Linked DNA regions of Homo sapiens: region 1 is linked to region 2. Evidence: read pairs that join two places in POLR2A ChIA-PET (ENCODE). Cell type or tissue: GM12878. All regions are shown on one strand. Links, peaks and the distances in the headings refer to the core of each region. The heading gives the core; the rest is flanking DNA. Region 1 overlaps GBF1 (golgi brefeldin A resistant guanine nucleotide exchange factor 1). Region 2 holds the start of LOC105378460 (a long non-coding RNA gene).

What was found. ChIA-PET counts read pairs that join two places held together with the same protein. Peaks named below come from ENCODE experiments on the same cell type or tissue, not always from the same donor. Only the 100,000 strongest peaks of a DNase experiment are listed, where the experiment ranks them.
Region 1: POLR2A ChIA-PET joins it to region 2 with 9 read pairs; 3 of 35 experiments call an interaction of 5 or more read pairs at or near these places.

What each region holds. Positions count from the first base shown.
Region 1 is chr10:102,278,823-102,295,918 of GRCh38, forward strand. The region is part of intron 3 of GBF1 (golgi brefeldin A resistant guanine nucleotide exchange factor 1); the gene reads left to right. Among named protein-coding and RNA genes, the nearest start is that of GBF1, 42 kb to the left of the region's middle. RefSeq lists a silencer at 12,610-12,904. In GM12878, for the core only: no CTCF peak of the experiment used is centred there; no DNase peak of the experiment used is centred there; H3K27ac peaks cover 863 bases.
Region 2 is chr10:102,650,557-102,655,556 of GRCh38, forward strand. TRIM8 (tripartite motif containing 8) reads left to right here. Exons shown (of 6, transcript NM_030912.3): 2 at 4,097-4,192; 3 at 4,524-4,757. LOC105378460 (a long non-coding RNA gene) reads right to left here and starts at 4,575. Exons shown (of 3, transcript XR_007062272.1): 1 at 4,491-4,575; 2 at 982-1,571; 3 at 1-573. RefSeq lists an enhancer at 2,558-2,607. In GM12878, for the core only: no CTCF peak of the experiment used is centred there; a DNase peak (open chromatin) is centred at 2,085; H3K4me3 peaks cover 2,670 bases; H3K27ac peaks cover 3,593 bases.

The sequences.
Region 1 (17,096 bases), core at 5,133-10,132, 370 kb before region 2:
CTTCTCAGGGTATCACAACTGCAGGTGCTGTTCATTGGTGATACTAATTTTGATCATCTGGTCAAGTGTTAATCTGATTTATTTACTGTGTAGATGTTATTTCCCCTTGCAACTAATAAGCAATCTGTAGGGAAACATTTGAAGATCATACTCCTCTTTAAACTTTCCCTCTAATACCTAACATACATTGATAATTCTTGCCTGAACCAATTTCTGGTTGCAGTTATGGTGAAATTTGAGTGGTTGCTTAAAATACTTGTTCTTAGGTGGACACAAACTGTCTTTCTAGCTTGCTTCTGTTTGTTTCTCTTCCTATAAGAAACACAATTGCATACCCTAAAGATCTATATTTTTTTATGTCTAAATCTAATAACTAAAAAGAGTTTGAAAATTGGAAAAAGGTTTGGCTCAATGAGGCTTGACTTGGAACTTGGTAATTTCCTAGAATGGCCACATCACCCAGTGGAATTTGTTCTCCACTCAACCAACAGCATAAGTGCTTTTTCTCTAAGCCAGACTGACAACAGCCATGTGAAGTGGATTCTTTTTTTAAAATTTACTCCCTCTTTTAATAAGTGGGATTTGCTATGAATTCATCATTATATTTCAGCTTTTGTTCTCAAATCTATTTTAATAGCTTGATTCATCTTATTAAGCACTTCCACTTAAGCTTTAACAAAATCCATAAAGTTTGGAAATGCCCATTGTCCAGGAGCTTTAAGAGAGAAAAGGTTAGGAGAAACGTTTTCCTATTCTCCTTTTCTATCATTTTTTTCTTTCCTTCCCTCTTATTTTTCTGTATTTTTTCCTTGTGCCTTTCCTTTCATTCCTTTGAAGCATGATTAGGATGCATGACTGAGCCTCCAAAAGCAGAGAGAAAAAGAAGTATTGCTTCTTGAGACTCAGGTTTTTTATTGTTATTACTACGGAGAATAGGCTAATGATATGATAATTATGACCATTACTAATGAATGCCTTATCAGCTATCAGTTGTTTCTTCGAGGGAACCTTGCCCTCAAAAAAAGTGGCTTACGCCTGTAATGACCAGCACTTTGGGAGGGCGACGCAAGAGGATTGCTTGAGCTCAGGAGTTTGAAACCAGCCTGAGTAACTAGTGAGACCTCATCTCTACTAAATTTTTTTTTGTTTTAATTAGCCAGGCATGGTGGCACACACCAGTAGTCCCAGCTACTTGAGAGGCTAAGACAGGAGGATCTCTTGAACCCCAGAAATCAAGGCTGCAGTGAGTAATAATGGCACCACTGCACTCTAGCCTGGGTGACAGAGGAGTCCCTGTCTTAAAAAAAAAGAGAGAGAGAGAGAGAGAGAGAAATAAGTAGAGACAAAAGAAAACAACTAGAGAGTCAGAAAGAGGAAAGGGGCAGAAGCAAAGAACTTGGGGATGGGGAGGCAAGGGTAGGAGAGAAGGACAGAGAATACAGAACTCCTAAAATAGGAAAATGGGAGTCAGCTCTAACATTTACCTTTACCCAGTCCAGTGTGTGGGTTTTCCCCTTTCAGTAGAATGTTCTATGAGATAGGATGAGATGGGGTGAATGAAATTGTCCCATCCTTGACTCCTTGGATCTGTTTACATGGAACTGAAGGTTTTACCCTGTAATGTGACTTGATAGCCTGATCCTAGTGGGTTGGGTAGGAAGAGGCTATTAAGTGATGTTTTTTGGCTTGCTAGCATTAACAGAGTTATTTTTAACCTCCCATTTCAATCTCTTCGTTGTTCAGGTTCCTCTGCTGGCTACCATGAGAGCAGTCAAAATTAGCAACTATATAAAATGAAGTACCTCTTGTCTCCCCAGTCACTTCCAAAATAAACAGGGAGTAATACTGTCCATATTTTGTCTCACTTTACTCTGAAGGCTAGCAATAGAGGAAGCATGGATTAGTGTGTAGTGATTTCCAGGCTCTGCCCTCTGGACAGATTCCCCTCTGAGTGCTCCAGTTGAGTGACAGGACCATGTGGCAGGAGTGCAGCTGGAAGTATATCATCGGCAGATTTGGGTTGGGTAAATATAGCAGGAGCAGGATGTCAGTGTGGGAGATGGATTGTTCTGGGAAAGGAAGTGTTGTCTTTCGTCTGAGAAACAATTTCCTGCACTTCTGGGACTTTTGCTTTCTTCTTTTTCTTTTTTTTCCCAGGGCAGAGCAGGAGTTGGCAGGGGATGGGTACACTTGCTGAATTCTATCTCTGGATGTCTGCATGTTTCTACATTTGAAGTTGGGAGTAGAGATCAGATCTGTTTCAGCCAGTTAGGAAATGGACCTAATAAATTATCGTACCCATGCCTTAAGTTTCACTTTTTGAAGTTTTAAATTAAAGCACCTATCTGCTTAAAGCCTCTTTTTAAAAAGTTACTGTTCTTTTAGTGAAATAGACGGGTTGAGAGGCAAAAATAATTACGTAAAGAAAATCAACTCTATTGCAAGTCAGACATGAGGCACCAGCTGGCAGGAAACAGCTGGGATATTTCTGGGGGCTAGACTCTTCCACACCAGCACTTAACTCTTCAAGTGATCTCTGTTATCTGAGCTACTTAAGATAGCTACCTACCTTACCAACAATCTGCATAAAATACTAAATCTACTAAATTATGTGATATTTTACAATTGACTAGAACTTTATAATTTATAAAGTGGTTTTTCATTATAGCCTTTCAATTTTAGAATCTATAAAGCACATAAATTATAATCTATAAATTATATTTTTATAAATTATCTATAAATTATATTTATATAAATTGTTATATTATAACTTAGACTCATACATAATCTATAATAGATTATTTCTATAAACATATTTATAGAAGAGTTGTAAAGAAGTTCTCATCTATCCAATGCCCAGTTTCCCCTGTTATTAACATCTTACATTAATATGACACATTTGTCACAATTAATGAACAAATATTGATTCATCATTAATTAAAGTCCATACTTTATTCAGATTTCATTAGGTTTTTACTTAATGGCCTTTTTCTGTTCAAGGATTCCATCTAGGATACCACATTACATTTAGTCATCACATCTTGTTAGGTTCCACTTGGCTGTAACAGTTTGCCTGTATTCTTTTTCTTTTCTTTTTTCTTTCTTTTCTTTTTTTTTTTTTTGAGACAGAGTCTCGCTCTGTCGCCCAGGCTGGAGTGCAGTGGCGCGATCTTGGCTCACTGCAAGCTCCGCCTCCCAGGTTCCTGCCATTCTCCTGCCTCAGCCTCCTGAGTAGCTGGGACTACAGGCGCCCACCACCACACCCGGCTAATTTTTTTTTTTTTTGTATTTTTTAGTAGAGATGGGGTTTCACCGTGTTAGCCAGGATGGTCTCAATCTCCTGATCTTGTGATCCACCCGCCTCGGCCTCTCAAAGTGCTGGGATTACAGGTGTGAGCCACCGCGCCCGGCCGCCTGTATTCTTTTCAAGTTTCACAAAAACTCACAAGATAGACTGTGCCTTTATTAATATTCCCCTTTTACAGATAAAACTCAGGTTCCAGAAAAATTAAGTAACATTTTCAAGGTTATACAGTAAAAGCTTCTTTTAAAGTGTGATTATGATTTGGAAAAAGGCGATGAGGTTATTTATTTGCTTTTCACGTGAATAAGGGCAGACTTACAGCTAACCTTCAGGTGGGCCATTTACTGAAGAGGAACAAGAGACAGAGGTGAGTCTAGCTTGTTCCTGGACTCTTCTGTCTTGCTGGAGACAAATTAACATTATTATTTTAATCACAATTATTTTGGGAAAACCCCTTTCTCTTTGATTCTGCTATGTCTACCAAAGGAACTGATGGCAGAAAATCCTGAGTTAGCCTTGTTCCCTGGCAACAGACTTCAGGCTGCTTACTGGTCCCTGTTGTTGGATACCAGGTTCAGTAGGAAAGTCTGCTGAGAGTATAGCATGAACACTAACCCAACTAGCCTATTTCCAGCACGTGTGGTGTTAACTATCTGGGAATAGGAACATGAGTTTTTAAATTCCAGTCTCTAATTGGGTAGGCTGAAGTTCTGGCTTGGAGTAAGGAGATTCACAGAACTGCAGTGCTAAGAGATAGTAGAAAAATTTAAAAATTCAATAAGACATGGCACTTAACTGACTCTGAATGCTCTGTCCGGAGGGATGAGTAAAGGGGAGAGGTGAGAGGAGGTAAAGTAGCGGGTTACTAATGATCCTAGATACTATTAAAAGATTATCACAAGGAGGTGGAAACTATTGAGGTACAAACCATCAGATCTTAAGGTAAGGAGTCACTCATCTTGCCCAGAGAAGTAGTAGTGAAGATAGTACCTGGATCCTAAAAGGTAACTTTTAAAGTACTTCAACCTAAGATGACAGAGGGTAGGCAGTTTATTGATACCCTTAACAACCACTTGTTAGTAGAGCCATTTTAATTAATGGGAAAGGGGATCATTCTCCGTTTATGCTTTTATTATATGTAGCTATGAGCATAGAAGCTGTGTTTGGACCCTCTGGTGACTATTGCCCTCTTCTAGTTGTGTCCAGGCACAGGTAAATTCTTGAGGCCAGGAAGGGCCTGGCTTTATCTCCAAAAGGAAGCTGTGGAAATAGCAATGAGCAAAACAATGAGAAAGAGCTTTAGAAAATTTGCAAATATTGTGTATCTTCATGGCATGATGAAGTGGGATTAGGACAGGGGAGAAAGTATAAACCACCAATTATAGGAGTCTTTAAGGGCTTGGGTGACTGAGGCCTTCTGCTAGGAGGCTGGGAGGTTGTTGATGACAGCAAAGATGTAACAGGTATTGAATACTAGAGGATAGACCTCATACTCTGAAAATGCTTTTGCCTCAACAATTTGAAAGAGAAATATGAAAGACAAAGTGACAATATGAAGAATGACTATTCAAAGTGCTTCTACCAGTAAGTCTTGTCTGTTGGCAAGTTTTAACCTGTAGGTAGGGGAAAAACGTGGGAGGATCTCTTATTCAGAATGCAAAACAGGAGACAGTGAAGTACCTGTGTTTCCAAAGAACTCCGAATTGAGCTGTGGTGGAAGAGGAGGAAATTTCTTACTGTGGTCTTGTATAATGTGAAATCTTTGTGAAGTCTCAATAGATGTTAAGTCTCCAAGGAGGGGAGACTTTTTAGCTGCTAAAGAAGCTTAGGTTCAGTGAGCCTCCAGTGGGAATACAGACATAGACGTCCACTGACATTTCTGCAACCAGTTTTGGTGAGTGGAAAGCAACTAGGTAAGTTTCACTTTTTGCAAGAATCCCAAGTGACCCTTTGCACTATGGACTGAGGTACCTGCTTGTCTCTACAAAAACTATAGAGGAGACACGACAGGCTTTAACTGGAAATTGTTCATGGTTTCTTAGAAGGGAAGCTCATATCCTGTTAAAGCACTTTAGAAAAATAAAGTCAAATTAGAGATAAGAGGATCTTTACTTGTATTTTCAAGAGCTTTTTTAAAAAACTGAAGTGAAATGCATATAACATAAAATTAACCATTTTAAAGTGAAACAATATAGTGGCATTTAGTACATTCACAATGTACCCTATCTAATTCCAAAACATTTTCATCGCCCCAAAAGGAAATCCTGTACCCATTAAGCAGTTGCTCCACACTTTCCCTTCCCCTCCAGCCCCTGGTAGCCATCCATCTGCATTCTGTCTCTGTAAATTTACCTATTCTGGATATTTCATATAAATGGAATCATATAATATGTGTCCTTTTATGTCTGGCTTCTTTCTCTTAGCATAATGTTTTTGAGGGTCATCCATGCTGTAACATGAATCAGCACTTCAATTCTTTTTAGGATTGAATAATATTCCATTGTGTGTGTATACCACAATTTGTTCATCCATTCATTCGTTGATGGACATTTGGACCATTTCTTCCTTTTGGCAATTATGAATAGTGCTGCTAGGGACATGTGTATACATGTATTTGAGTATCTGTTTTCAATTCCTTTGGATATATACCTAGGACTGGAATTGCTGGGTTGTATGGTAATTCTATGTTTAACTTTTTGAGTAACTGCCAAACAGTTTTCTATAGCAGCTGAACCATACTACATTCCCACCAAGAATGCATGAGGGTTCCAGTTTTTCCGCATCCTTACCAACACTTGTTATTTGTGTTTGTTTTGTTTTATATAGCTTCAAAAGCTTTTGAGACTGGATAGGACTTTGATGATAAAGCTCCTTTCAGGTCTTATGGATCTTCTGACATGCTTCTCTCCTGAAATAACTGGATGGCTCTTCTGGGCCAAATAAGGTATTGAGATTTTAGCTTTTATACTAAAGGATTACTTTCTTCCAAAATTTCCAATAAACAGCGAACACAGATTTTACAGATTTTACAGGTTGCCTAGACAGGGTCGAATTCTGACTTGCCAAAAGAAGAGTGTCAGTTACACTTTGGGTCTTGAAAGTAGATGATGGTATTTCTGGTTTCATTTGCCATCAGAATCCTGGACCAGGCAATAGGCTAGGTCTTGCTGACTATACAGGTAGCTCAGTTTGCTTACACATTACCAGCTTATCTTCCTGCTCACAGAATAACCTTCTGGGGAGGGAGTTAACTCTAATTCCTGATAAATGACTGGCTCTTTTTAAGGTGCTATATAAACTGAATTTGGATGTTACTTCGCCACTACTTACAATGATACTATGTACAGATATTAAAACTCTAATGTTCCCATCTCCTTACTGTGTGGCTGGGTGGTTTCTTATTTTGATGTCTTCTACATCAAACTGTTGAGTTCCTAAGTGTTCTCTTCTTACCCCTCTCTTTTTTAGTCTCTCAGTTTCTACTTCTTGCATCTATATATTTTGTGATTTGTCTAATAGTCACTGTGATTAATGTTTTAGTTTGTTTTTCTTTTGTGAAAATTATTTTCTTCTTGTGAAAGGTGAAAATTAGTTTCTTCTTGTGAAAGGAGAAAACTGGTACAGAAATCTAGGACGCTGGAACTTCTAGCTCTCTCCGTTTTTTCTAGAATTGTAGCTTTCCTTCTTTTTTTTTCTTTGACTGTTTTCTCCAGTTTATATGTTGAGTGGTAGGTTTTTCTAACTTTTAGAAAAAAATTATTTTGCTATTTAATGTGTTTGCTGTATCTCCTTGAAATATTATAAATCAGAATACATTTTAGTGTTTATTGCTGCCATTGGTTGCTTTAAAAAAAAAGGTTGAACCTGTTTTCAAAGTAAACAAAATTGTAGCCTCTACTTACCTTCCTCCTTTCCCCACCACAATACACAGTGTTGTTGGGTTTGCAAATTCATCCTAACCATTTGATCAAAGTCAGGCTTTGAACAAGGCTTTATAGTGAGGTGTGGTGAATGACAGGTATGTCTGGATTTGGCCTTGAGAGATTTGGGGATGTAAAAGCATAAGGGTTTTTTTTTTTTTTTTTTTTTTTCTGTCTTTCTTTCTCTTCTCCTAATGTACTGTGGTCTATAATAGGTTGAGTTGTAACATTCATTAAACCACTCCTCGCATTCCCTGTTTTCAAAGCTTATCAGGATGACTTTGATTTAGTTATTTGGAACCAAAAAGGCAGTTTGTGGAGCCTGGTCTGGAGCTGTGTAGCAGTAATATATCAGAGATCAGACTTAGGTCCCAGTGGGATTATTCCTCGGGATTTATTTGCCTGGAAGTACACACAGGAGCCAAATGGTATGTATGGAAAGCTTTGCTGGAATGCAAATTGGACACATTTTGTTGGGACCTGTAGGGGATTTTCACTGCTTCATAATTTTTCAAAGGTTTGTTATACATCAGACAGTCACTGCCTCTTCTTTAAATCTTTAAATCCCCCCTCTTTTTCCTGTTGTAAAGGTCAGATTTTTTTTGACAACTGTGTGCAGGAACAAGATTTGCTAAATCCCTTCATTTTTATTCATACAAATATCGGAATTCAGTGAGCATCAGTTATTCCAGCATTTAGAGGTAAGGAAAACTCAGGGAGAATCTTGTGAATCTCAGCTTTGTGCTAGACATATATCTCTGGGGATAAATTTGCTGCCTCAACTTTAACCCCTTGACTGCTCTGATGTGAGACGACACCCTTACAGTGGCTGCCTTGTATGTGAAACCTACCCTTAACTAACCCCCATTTATGGCTGTAGGATATGTAATATAATTACTGGGAGGGGACTGTGTTGGACTCTTCTGATGGGGCCTTTTTGGCTGTGACAAGCCTTAGATTAGTGTTGGAAGAGAAGGACAATTCATTCCCTCCAGTGGAGCCCCTTCTTTAGGCATATTTAGCTTTTAATGGTATCATAGGCAATAACCACTTTTAATTTGCAGATGATTCTTTCTCAACCAGTAGATGAAATAATGATATCAAATGGTACATTTCCCCATCAAACTTGCTTAGTTTGATGTTATGTTATTATGTTATCGATTGCTGGGTAACAAATTACCCCAACAAATTACCTCTCCTACCCATCTATTGCTGGGTAGCAAATTACCCCCCAAAATGTGGCAGCTTAAAATTAAAAAACAAAAAAAATTTCACACAGTTTCTTTTATTTTATTTTCTTTTTTTTTTTTTTTTTTTTTTTTTTTGAGATGAGGTCTCACTGTGTTTCCCAGGCTAGTCTCAAACTCCTGGGCTCAAGTGATCCTCCCACCTTGGCCTCCCAAAGTGCTGGGATTACAGGCATGAGCCACTGCACCTGGTCTATTTCACACAATTTCTAAGGGTCAGGAATCTGGGAGCTGCTTAGCTAGTGGTTCTGGCTTAGGGTCTCTCAAGATGTCAGCCAGGGCAGCAGTCATTTGAAGGGGTGGGCTGGAAGATCCATTTCCAAGTTCATTCATGTGGTTGTTGGCCAGAGGCCTCAGTTCCTCACAATGTGGGCCTCTCAATAGGACTGCTCACAGCATGGAAACTAGATTCTCCATAGGTGAATGATCTGAGAGAGAGCAGAAGCCACACTTTGTTTTCTGACCCAACCTCAGAAGTAAACCTCAGGAGTAACCATCACTCCTGCTATATTATATTAGTCACATAGACCAACCTAAATACATAAAGATGTAATCACTGGGGACATCACTGGGAGTCATCTTGGAGGCTGGCCTTGCAGGAAGTTAAATGGAAATTTTTAGATGTTCACTGGGACTTCAAGATTGATTTTTTTAATTTGAAAAATTTTGTTCTCCCCAGTCAGCCCTGTCTCCCTGTCTTCTCCCAAACCTTTATGTCTCTGAAATTGTCCAATATGTATATGGCAAATATCTCTTTCTCTTCCTTTGCTGTCTCAGCCATAAGCGCTAGTAAAAACTTTCCGTTTTTCTAAAGCAAGCCAGTAAGCATGATCGATCTACCTCCTCTACCCGTTTTGCTGGGACATCCATGGCAGCTGGTCAAAGGAGGCTTCTGCTCATGAGAGCACTTCAACTGGATTCAGATAATCCTTTGTGGTTTCTCCACCTATTTACTACTGATCCTCTAAAATTTGGTGCAAATGAACTAGACTGACTAGAGTTACAGTGTTACCATGTTTTTTTCAGACTGAGATATATAATGATATAATGATATGAGCTCTTTTTGGATTCTATCCAGGATCTCCAAAATGGAGATAAAGACCTAATGCTCGGGAGTGATTTAAAAACGAAATTACGGCCGGGCGCGGTGGCTCACGCCTGTAATCCCAGCACTTTGGGAGGCCGAGGCGGGCGGATCATGAGGTCAGGAGATCGAGACCATCCTGGCTAACAAGGTGAAACCCCGTCTCTACTAAAAATACAAAAAATTAGCCGGGCGCGGTGGCGGGCGCCTGTAGTCCCAGCTACTCGAGAGGCTGAGGCAGGAGAATGGCGTGAACCCGGGAAGCGGAGCTTGCAGTGAGCCGAGATTGCGCCACTGCAGTCCGCAGTCCGGCCTGGGCGACAGAGCGAGACTCCGTCTCAAAGGAAAAAAAAAAAAACAAAAAAAAAAAACGAAATTACTTGTCACTAGATAGATTCATCTGGTCCTTTGTATACCAGTCAGATAAGAGCCTTAGGAGTTGGCCGCATGTGGTGGCTCACGCCTGTAATTGCAGCATTTTGGAACGCTGAGGCGGGCGGATTACTTGTGGCCAGGAGTTTGAGACCAGCCTGGCTAACACAGTGAAACCCCATCTCAACTGAAAATACAAAAAAATTATCTGGGTGTGGTGGCACACGTTTGTAATCCCAGCTACTTGGAAGGCTGAGGCATGAGAATCACTTGAACCCAGGAAGCAGAGGTTACAGTGAGCCAAGATCATGCCACTGCACTCCAGTCTGGGTGACAGAGCAAAGACTCTGTCTCAGAAAAAAAAAAAAAAAAGCCTTAGGAGTTATTTACTATTCTTCACCTTTCTAGGACAAGCAAGTCGATAGCCACAGTGATGAGGACTGCACAGGCAGACCCTAAAGCTAACCAGGGACACTGTCTTGCCTCTGTGTTTGGTAATCATTCCAGCTATGCAGTTTCATTGATGTCTTTCCCTCCTTGGTACATACCTTACTCTATACCTGATAATAGAAATCCTTGTGAGAATATACTTATTCAGCTCTTGGTGACAGGAGGTGGGTGGAAGTGTGGGGCAGAGAACAGGGGTGAGGTTGTTACAATGGAGAATCAGTTTACTTTTTCAAAAATTCTGGAAGCCAGACATGGTGGCATGCGCCTGTAATCCCAGCTACTTGGGAGGCTAAGGCAAGAGGATCATTTGAGCCCAGGTGTTTGAGACTAGCCTGAGCAACATAGTGAGACCCTATCTCAAAACAAACAAAAATTCCAGAGCATCTTTGGCTTCCTAGGAAATAGCCTAAGGCTGTAAATAAACCCTGGCCTCATATTCCTGTTGTCATTTACTGGCGTAGTAGACAATTCATAACTGGGAAAATCCTTTGGGTGTTTTTTTGATGTAGGTTTTATAGAATCAGAGAGGTTCCAAAATTGTGTTTAACTGATTCTATAGAAGACTATAAAAGTAACAAAGCAGGCAAACAAGAACAAAAACCTTTGTGCCATAAAATCACTATTTAGGCCAGGTGTGGTGGCTCATGCCTGTAATTCCAGCACTTTGAGAGAGGCCTAGGCGGGAGGATTGCTTGAGCACAGGAGCTCAAGACCAGCCTGGGCAACATAGTGGGACCCCGTCTGTACAAAAAAAAATTTTAATTAGCTGGGCGTGGTGGCAAGTGCCTGTAGTCCCAGCTACTCAGGAGGCTGTGACAGGAGGATTGCTTGAGCCCAGGAGGTCAAGACTTCAAGTGAGCCATAATCATGCCACTTTCCAGCCTGGGCAACAGAGTAAGACCCTTTCTCAACAAAAACACAAAAATCACTGTTTACCTTCTCTAACCCTTATCATTATGTAAACATAATTTAATAGTTTAATCAGTATGCCTTATTATTATTTTTTCCTCTTATTCATTTAGTATCATTTTTTAAAGTATATTTTTATAGGCACTATAGAACCTTGCTGAAATTGGCTGAGGATACTCTTCAGTGGGGCCAGAAGTTCTTAGCATTATTTCATACAGAATTTTCCATGCATTTACCTAATATATTTATCATCTTTAATGACATTATAAAAATACATTGAACCAGAATGCCATAGATTAACTATCCTTTTTAAATTTTGATTCATTATATGTAGTAGAACCTTATCTCTGTGTTGATAACAGTTTTTCTTTTTCTTTTTTATATTTTTAATTTTTAATTTAATTTAAATTTTCAGACAGGGTCTCTGTCGCCCAGGCTGGAGTGCAATAGTGTGATCACAGCTCACTGCAGCCTTGACTGCCTGGGCTTAGGTGATCCTCCATCTCAGCCTCCCTGAGTAGCTGGGACTACAGGTGTGTGCCTCCACTCCTGGCTAATTTCTATATATTAATATTTTGTAGAGATGGGTTTTTGCCATGTTTCCCAGGCTAGTCTCAAACTCCTGGGCTAAAGCAATCCACCTGCCTGAGCCTCCCAAAGTGTTGGGATTACAGGCGTGAGCCACCACACCCAGCCTGCTTTTCTTTTAAATTATTTTCTCGAAGTAATAGTCCCATAAGTAGAGTGGGTTTTGTAGCTATGCTGCATCCTATATTGAGTTTTCTAACTTCTCTTTAATTTTGCTAATTTAATTGACAAAGTGATGCTTTTATAATTTGTTTCACATTTCTTTAATTACTAGCATTTTCTCAAGTGTTTTACTGTTTGGGGTTTTTCCTATTGAATTATCTGTTCTTATCTCTTGGCCACTTATTGGACAGAAGTTGGATAGGAACCTTTCGGATTTGTATTACATGTATCAGGTTCTTTCATAGCTGGATAGTGTGTTTTTTATTGCCAAGTCTCTTTTTTTTTCTTTCTATTACTATGAGCTATTCACTGCTTTGTTTGTTTGTTTGTTTGTTTGTTTGTTTTAAATAATACCCAGACTGGTCTGAGACTATGGGCTATTTCAAACCTAAATAGGTAGTGGTATTTTTTTATCCTTACAGAGAAGTGCATCAACTAGTTTATTTGCATTTGAAGTGTAGAAACGAGAGGTCCTGGCTGAACTTTTGGCATGGGAGCAGTGTGTGTGGAGAGCAGGCTGTCCATGATAGGAGGGGAGTTGAGGACAAGGCTGACACCAGGCCTATAAATACCCTAAGGTTTAGCTTTGTACTTTGAAATAGGAATTAGGTCACTTTTATTGTCTTCCCCAGACTTTTTACTGGTTGGCTGTGGAGAAAAGGCATCAGGACTTTTAGAGGAAATGTTACTGTTTCCAGCTCTCAGAAAGGTGGAAAGTGCTGATATTGGTCAGCTCTTACTCTTGTTTTCTCATTTCTGTTAGACTGAGGTGACCAAATGGAAAGCGTGGGAGTGGAGACTTGATATTTGGCTTCCTAAGTAAGAAGTGGAATTCTGAACAGCGAAAGGCCTTGCCTGTATCCCTTTGCCGTGGCACCATGCCTTGGACAGATGGATGGGGAGCTAGTTACCCAGCATCTGTCATTCTCCTTACCATTGACAAAGGTTCTCTTTTACCTTTATCATAGGCTGCTGTGTCCAGTCATTCTAACTGGGCTTTCTGCAGAGGGACCCAAACCCCTAGAACTTTTCTTTTTTTTTTTTTTTTTGAGAGGGAGTCTCGCTGTGTCGCCCAGGCTGGAGTGCAGTGGCACAATCTCAGCTCACTGCAAGCTCCACCTCTCGGGTTCATGCCATTCTCCTGCCCCAGCCTCCTGAGTAGCTGGGACTACAGGCGCCCACCACCACGCCCAGCTAATTTTTTGTATTTTTAGTAGAGACGGGGTTTCACTGTGTTAGCCAGGATGGTCTCGATCTCTTGACCTCGTGATCTGCCCGCCTCGGCCTCCCAAAGTGCTGGGATTACAGGCATGAGCCACCATGCCCGGCCCCTAGAACTTTTTCTAAGGTCCTAGTTTCTAGTATTCTCTTTGGCCTTTCCATTTTCTTCTCTAAAATAAGAAAATTCTGGAATCTCTGGGACAAACAAACAGAAAAGAAAAAAAAATTTAATGATAAAAAAAATAAGAAAATTGGACCAAACGATCTCTCAAGTATGATGTATGTATGTACTTGTTAATTAAAGACAGGGCCTTGCTGTGACGCCCAGGCTGGAGTGAGTTGCACAATCGTGCAATACTTCACTACAGCCTTGAACTCCTGGGTTCAAGCAATTCTGCTTCAGCCTCTCCAATAGCTGGGGCTACAGGTGTGTGCCACCATTCTCGGCTACTTTATTTTTTCATATTTTTAGAGATGGGGTTCTCGCCAGTTCTGCCCAGGCTGGCCTTGAACTCCTGCCTCAAGTTTTCTTCTCACCTTGGTCTCCTAAAGTGCTGGGATTGCAGGCATGAGCCACTATGCCTGGCTCAAATGATCTCTAAAGTCCCTAAAGTCCTAAGATTTTTTGGAGTTTGATGTCTTCCCACACAAGTTTGGAAATACTTTCAGAGGGATTCTATTCCATATGAATGTCATTACAATTTTAATGAAAATTTTGATGTAGCAATATTGTAGAATATATTTTAAAGAGGTAAATATACACAGTCTTCTGTGCATTTTGAGATAGTCTGACTTTATAATTTTCCTTTGTCTTTCTGTTGTCCAGTTGTCAGTTTTCAGATAAATTCTGCTTCAAACTTGTTATGTAAGTTTCTATTGGGCATTTAGTTTCAAATTACTGTTTCCAAAATCTTCGTATTTCTTTAAATTTTCAATCATTCTTAAAAATAGATTAATATTGCATGAATGTCAAGAGAACCTCTTCTATTTTCATTTTAAAATTTTAATCATTAAAATATACTGCAGTGTCTCTATATTAATTTATCTGAAGATGCATCAGTGTACAGTCAGGTGCTGCATAACAACATTTCGGTTAACAATGGACCCCATACATGATAGTGGGCCCATAAGATTATAATGGAGGTAAAAAAATTCCTATCACTTAGTGATGTTGTAGCCATCATAATGTCATAGTATAACGTATCACTCGTGTTTGTGGTGATGCTGTTGTAAACAAACCTGTGCTGCCAGTCATATAAAAGCATAGCACATAAATTATGTACAGTATATAATACTTGATAATAAATGACCATTACTAGTTTATCTATTTCATATATTATATATCATTGTTTTAGAATGTACTCTTTCTACTAATCAAGAAAAAGAGTTAACTATAAAATAGCTTTAGACAGGTCTTTCAGGAGGTATTCCAGAAAGCATTATTATCATAGGAGATGACAGCTTCATGGGTGTTATTGCCCTGAAGACCTTCCAGTGGGACAAGCTGTGGAGGTGGAAACCAGTGATATTGATGATCCTGACACTCTGTAGGCCTAGGCCAATGTGAGTGTTTGTGGCTTAGTTTTTAACAAAAAAGTTTAAAAAGTACAAAATAAAAAATTTAAAAATAGAAGAAACCTTATATAATAAAGATATAAGAAAATATTTTGTACAGCTGTAGTATGTTTTGTGTTTTTTTTTTTTTTTTTTTTTTTTGAGATGGAGTCTCACTCTGTCGCCCAGGCTAGAGTGCAGTGGCGTGATCTCTGCTCACTGCAAGCTCAACCTCCCGGGTTCACACCATTCTCCTGCCTCAGCTTCCCGAGTAGCTGGGACTACAGGCACCCACCACCACGCCCAGCTAATTATTTGTATTTTTTAATAGAGACGGGGTTTCACCGTGTTAGCCAGGATGGTCTCGATCTCCTGACCTCATGATCCACCCGCCTCGGCCTCCCAAAGTGCTGGAATTACAGGCATGAGCCACCATGCCCGGGCTGTAGTATGTATGTTTTAAGCTAAGTATTATTATAAAAGTCCAAAAGCTTAAAAAAATTTAAAAGTTATAAGGTAAATTATGGTAAGCTAAGGTTAATTAATGAAGAAAGAAAAATCTTTTTAAAAATAAATTTAATGTAGCCTAAGCATAGTGTTTATAAAGTTTGCAGCAGCATACAGCAATGTCCTAGGCCTTCACATTCACTCACTATTCACTCACTGACTTATCCAGAGCAACTTCCAGTCCTGCAGGGTCCATTCATTCTAAGTACCCAGCACAGGGTTGCCATTTTCTTTTTTTTCTTTTTCTTTTTTTTTTTTTGAGACAGAGTCTTGCTCTGTCGCCCAGGCTGGAGTGCAGTGGCGCAATCTTGGCTCACTGCAACCTTCGCCTCCTGGGTTCAAGCCATTCTCCTGCCTCAGCCTCCTGAGTAGATGGGACTACAGGCGCCTGTCACCACGCCCGGCTAATTTTTTGTATTTTTAGTAGAGATGGGGTTTCACCGTGTTAGCCAGGATGGTCTCGATTTCCTGACCATCTGCCCACCTCGGCCTCCCAAAGTGCTGGGATTACAGGCGTGAGTCACCATGCCCGGCCCATTTTGTATCTTTTATGCAGTATTTTTACTGTACTTTTTCTGTGTTTAGATATACAAATCCTTACCATTGTGTTAAAATTGCTTACAGTGTATAGTATTCAATACAGTAACAGGCTGTACAGGTTTGTAGCCTAGAAGCAATAGGCTGTACCATATAGCCTAGATATGTAGTAGGCTATACCACGTAGGTTTGTGTAAGCATACTCTATGATTTTTGCACAACAATGAAATCACCTAACAATGCATTTCTTAGAATGTATCTCTGTCCTTAAGCAATGAATGCATATCAGTTAAGCCTGTGAGGTAGGCCTGAGGATGTGGAATAGCAGACACCAATATATCCTAATCCCAAGAGGCAACTTCTTTCATCTCTTTTAGTAGATTCTTTTGGAATTTACTCCCATATTTCTAATTAACAAGTGTGTATTGCTGCTTCTTAGTTTTTCAGATTAAAGGATAGAGCTCCACTCATTTGTTTTGTTTCTCTGTCAATATTTACAAGAGTCAAGTTATCTTAGAACTGGAAGAGACTTCAGATCCTCCAGAGAACTAAACTCAAAAACTGTCAAGGGCTTGGCAGATAACTTAAATGAAAAGAATAGGGAGTAGTATGGACTGTGGCAGACTAGAATTCTGTGCCATCTAAGGACATTCAATTCAGTTTTAACTCTGCACATATCAAACAGTTGCAATATATGGACCTTGTTTGGATAGTGATTTATACAACAAACTATCTTTAAAAGTTTATGGCAGTTATAGAAATTGAATAATTGCAAATTGAGCACTAACTAAAATTTTTATATTAAAGCAATATTACTCTTTTAGATGTGATGATAATGATATTAAGGTTAAAGATGTATGAAATGATATGATAGGCAAGATTTGCTTCAAAACAATATGGGAATAGAAGGGAATAGAAGGGAAAAAACAAGATAAGCCCTAAGTTGCTAATTATTGAGGCTGGGTTTGGGATATTTGGGCGTTTGTTAGTCTGTTTACATAATTTACATTTATATAATTTTGAAAATTTTCATAAGCTTTTTTTAAAAGACTTATGTGGGTAAAACCTTGTCTCCTTCGAAGAGGAATATTAGAATGAGGAGAAAAGGAATCCAGATTAAGCGAGAATAGAGGCAGTTCTGTTAGCTATACTGATTAAGGGTTGTCACCAGAACCTTACTAGTATATTCCATTGAATAAATATGTATTTGTTATTATACATATTTATTTGTTTGGCATATT
Region 2 (5,000 bases), core at 1-5,000:
CAGGCCACGTTCCACTCTGCTCTGCTCCTGCATGCTCCAGTGTACGCAGTCCAGGCCATGCACTGCTGTGGGGGGATGGGGCGGTGGCATGTGTAAGGTGCCTCCAGCCCACCTGCCTGCGCAGAGAGTACTTGCTCTGAACTGAGCTGGGAAATCTGGTCGGATCTCAGCTATGGGTTTTTCCCAGGTGGGAAGTGGGGCCTTGGCTCTTAGCCATTCCCTGGGGAGGCAGGTGGGGGTTGGGATGGAAAGGAGGCTGCTGGTGGTGGGGGGTCTGGGCCTTGCTTCCTCTGCTCCCTGTTTTCCAGCATTTTCCAGTGTCTTGGCAACCTGATTTGCTCATTCGGTGAACTGGGGTGGGGTCGTGAAGGGGACGGCAGGCAGGTATTTCCCATCTTCCTTCCAGTTTCCCAGGCTTGAAGCGGCAGCAGCTCCCACTGTTCTCCCAGGCGCTGTCTGTAGCAGGAGTTGGCCCTGAGGGAGAGCAGGCCAGACCAGTGCAGCCCCCCGGACTCCTCCCTGGCTGGCACCCCCTGGCCAGCCTCCTTCCTCTTCCTGCTCTCACTCCAACCCCTGCAGCAGAGACAGGAGCCCAGTGGCCTCAGCAGCAGGAGGGGGAAATGAAACCCTCCCACCTGCTAGGGACTGTGTGGCCTGGGCTGGTGTCCCACCCAGATTGCCTGGGACAGACAGAAGCTTGGGAAGACCCTGCCGGCTCCCAGGGTAGAAGTGCTGTCAGGGGAGGCTGAGGAAAGCCCGGAAGAAGAGGGAAGGGGCTGAGCCCCACCCCCCCAGGACTGGACAGGAAGGCCCTCCCTCTGCTGTGCCCTGAGGGGTCACTCCCTGGGCATCAGCAAGGGATGGGGCAAAGGGGCACCCACCAGCCTGCGGGGTGGGTGTGGACAGCTCAGTTCCTGTCCCCAAGGAAGCTGCGCTGGGACCTTGGAGCTGCCTCTTTCCTACCCCTCCCCTGGGACTCACCTGAATCCTCCCTGAACCAGCTCCTGGTGGGTTTGGTCGTGGAGAAGCAGCCATGCAGTAAGCCTGTGGTGTGAGATGTGTGGGGCCAGCAGGGCCTTTCAGATGTCCTGGGCACTGGATGGAGGGATCAGCCTGGACTCTGAAGAGCACCTGGGGGGCCCTGTCCTCCTGAGGGTGGGCTTGGGGCAACCAGCAGGCAAGAATTTGAGGGCCAATTGTTCCAGGGGAGGTCAGTGGGCCTGATGTTCCCAGAGTGTCCTGGCCACCTCGCCATCGTGCCAGGCCTCTTGCCATTGTCTGGGGCCTCCAGGAGGTCCAGCCTTCCCTGTGAGGGGGTTGGGTCAAGTGCCTTTGCACCTCTGGCTGTGCCCGCCAGCATACCTGAGGCGGGCTCGGGGCTCAGGTGGCAAGGTATTCCCATGTGCGTGCGCAGCTTTGTGCCAGGTGCCCCTGCGCCTGCCCACTCATGCTGTGTGTGCTGTCGGGCTCTGACCCTTGGGCTGGCAGCAGATTCCTGTGCCTCTTGGTGCTTCTGGGGGCAGGGCAAGGTCTCCCAGGCCTGATTCTTTTAGAGGTCCTGTCCTGGGTCACTGAAAGGTTAAGTTGTGTGTGGGCCCCCTGCACCCAGCTTATAAGGTGAAAGCCTCACCCCCACACTTCCTCCTGCTCCCAGGGTTCTGGTTTTTTCCACAGTAGCCTCCAACACAAAATAGGGTCAGGCTGAAGTCTGTGGTGGGCCTTGGTTTGCCCCTACGTAAAATGGGCTGGCGGGGTGAGGAAGGGATTGATGGCAGCTTGTCTTCGGGGAGCCAGCTGGGAGTGGCTGGGATGGGAGTCATGGGGTTGAACTGGAGGGTTACTTTGAGGCCCCCACAGAGGAAGAAAGAGAACCACTCCTTGCAGCATGACAGTTACTGTGAATGTCTGTGGTTACACAGAGCTGCTTTGCAAATTTTAGTTTGTGTATGGAACCCATGGGCTTATTGAGTGAATTTGTTATGCATCTCAGGCCGCCCAGGCCTTTGTGTGGCCTGCCTCTGAAGGAAGGTGGAGAAAGACAGCAGCAAATCCCCATTCTTAAGAGGCCCTGTGTCTTGTAGGGAGATGAGACCATGGTTTGTGAGGCAATTAGAAGACTCCAGAATAGTGCTGTCTAATAGAACTTCTGCATGATGGTAACATTTTATAACTTTAGTATCTGAGACTAGTGATACGTAGGTACTGGGCACTTGAAATGAGGTTGGTGCATGAGGAACCGATACTTAACTTTTTTTTTTTTTTTTGAGACAGACTTTCGCTCTTGTTGCCCAGGCTGGAGTGCAATGGCGCGATCTTGGCTCGCTACAGCCTTCGTCTCCCGGGTTCAAGTGATTCTCCTGCCTCAGCCTCCTGAGTAGTTGCGATTACAGGCATGCACCACCTTGCCCAGCTAATTTTGTATTTTTAGGAGAGATGGGGTTTCTCCATGTTAGGCTGGTCTCGAACTCCCGACCTCAGGTGATCCGCCTGCCTCGGCCTCCCAAAGTGCTGGGATTACAGGCATGAGCCACAGCACCTGACCTTATTTTTTATTTTTTGTTAACTTGGATTTAAATAGCCACATATGACTAGTGGCTACCATATTGGACAGCACAACCTGAGAGGGAGGGCAGAATGGGACAGCCCCACCCCGTAGCCAGGACAGGGAGGGACCTGCACAGGCTCAGAGCAGGGGTCATGGAAAGTTTCCTAGAGGAGTGGGGACTTCAGTTGGGCCTTGAAGAATAGACAGGGGAGGGAGGAGGCACTGTGGGCTGCAGAAGAATGTACCTAGAGCTACAGGGAGTTTCCATGTGTGGAGGGCTGGGGACAGGATACCAGCCCAGCTGGCTGGAAGAGTCAGGGTGTAAAAGAGCCTTCATTGCCATGCTAAAGTAGTTGATAGGACGGAGTCACGGAGAGTTTTTGAGCAGGGGAGAGAGCCTGTCTAAAGAGGCATATCTGGTGAGAGGAGGGCAGGAGAGATGGAGTGACTGGCAGGAAAGGGGTTGTGGGGACAGGAGATTATGAGCTGAGAAGAGCACTTTGGTCCAGCACCTTCCAGCAGCCTGGCCTCAGGTCTTAGGAGACCTCAAATCTCCTTTCTGCCTGGGTCCCACTGAGGGGGCTGAGGGAGCTAGCCAGGACTCCAGAGTCCTAGCTCTCAGTCTTAAGAACAAGGGAGGGGGTGACTGGCCTGATGCCCCCTAATGTAAGGCGAGGGTAAAGTGAGATCTTTGGACTGGGACAGAGGTTCACGTGGCTATGGAAGGGAATTTGACCCCCTGCATCTTAGGGTACTCATCTCTTAGAGGATGCTCCCCAGGGAGAGGCAGCACAGCCTGGGTAAGAACGGACCCTGCTGCCAGATCACCTGTGTTTGTGCCCAAGCTCTGCTATTTACAAGCTGTGTGACTGTGGACAAATTACTTAACCTCTCTAGGCCTCAGTTTCCTCTTCTGTGAAATGAGAATAATGATAGTACTTATCTCATGACATTACTGGGATGATTAGATAAATCTGTACAGGAAAAGTGTTTAGAACAGAGGTTGGTGTAGCCCTGCCCTCAGAAAGCTCAGGGTTTAAATATGCATGGGGGCTGGGCATGGTGGCTCACGCCCATAATCCCCGCACTTTGGGAGGCCGAGGCGGGCAGATCATTTGAGGTCAGTAGTTTGAGACCAGCCTGGCCAACATGGTGAAACCCCGTCTCTACTAAAACTACAAAAAAATTAGCTGGGCGTTGTGGCGCACGCCTGTAATCCCAGCTACTCGGGAGGCTAAGACAGGAGAATCACTTGAACCGGGGAGGCGGAGGTTACAGTGAGCCGAGATCGCACCACTGCACTCCAGCCTGGGCAACAGAGTGAGAATCCATCTAAAAAAATAATAAGATAAATAAATATGCATGGGAAGCTATTCTGGGGAGAGCTGGGAATAGGCCCCTGGGATTGGAGGGGGCCAAAGGGGCTGGGTAGCAGAGGCTTGGTGCCATCGGGTCAAAGGATCCATAGGATGCATGTGTTGTGTAGAGGGAAGCATGGGTCAGGGTTGGAGCCACAGTCCCTCTGATACTCCCACCCAAATGTCCCTGCAGAAGATGCTCATGAAGCAGCAGGACCGGCTGGAGGAGCGAGAGCAGGACATTGAGGACCAGCTGTACAAACTCGAGTCAGACAAGCGCCTGGTGGAGGTAGCTAAGCCCAAGGCCATGCTGCGGGGTGGGGGTGGCTTGAGCGCAGGGCTTTGGGTGAGTTCCTTACTAAGGATTGATTGTGTAGCCCTATGCCAGAACCACTCCATCAGTCATTCAATCAACTGCCCGTGGATGCCCACTGGTGCCAGGGGATGCTGGCCCAGAGCCCTGTGCTACCAGTGGGGAACTGGCAGGTCAGACCTTGCCCTTGGGAGCCTGGGGCAGCCTGGTGACTTAGGGTTCTAGGATGTGAGAAGGGTAAGAGGGGGGGAAACCAAAGGTTTCCAGTGCTTACCTGCCTGCCCACTCCTGCCCTCTGTACTCGCAGGAGAAAGTGAACCAACTGAAGGAGGAAGTTCGGCTGCAGTACGAGAAGCTGCACCAGCTGCTGGACGAGGACCTGCGGCAGACAGTGGAGGTCCTAGACAAGGCCCAGGCCAAGTTCTGCAGCGAGAACGCAGCGCAGGCGCTGCACCTCGGGGAGCGCATGCAGGAGGCCAAGAAGCTGCTGGGCTCCCTGCAGCTGCTCTTTGATAAGACGGAGGATGTCAGCTTCATGAAGGTGGGCTGGGCTCAGGACCAGGCTGGTGGCACCCAGAGGGCCATTTCCAAATTGAGATCTGCAGTTTCCTGCACCTGTAGCTCACATGCCCTTACCTTTGGAGCCAGCATGCATGGGTTCAAATCCACCTGCCTGCTCTTTCTAGCACTGTGACCTTGGGCAAGTCATAGGTACATCCCGGGCCTTGTTCCCTCACCTACGAAGTGGTGTTGATGATACAGGTCTACTATTCTTTATCCACAA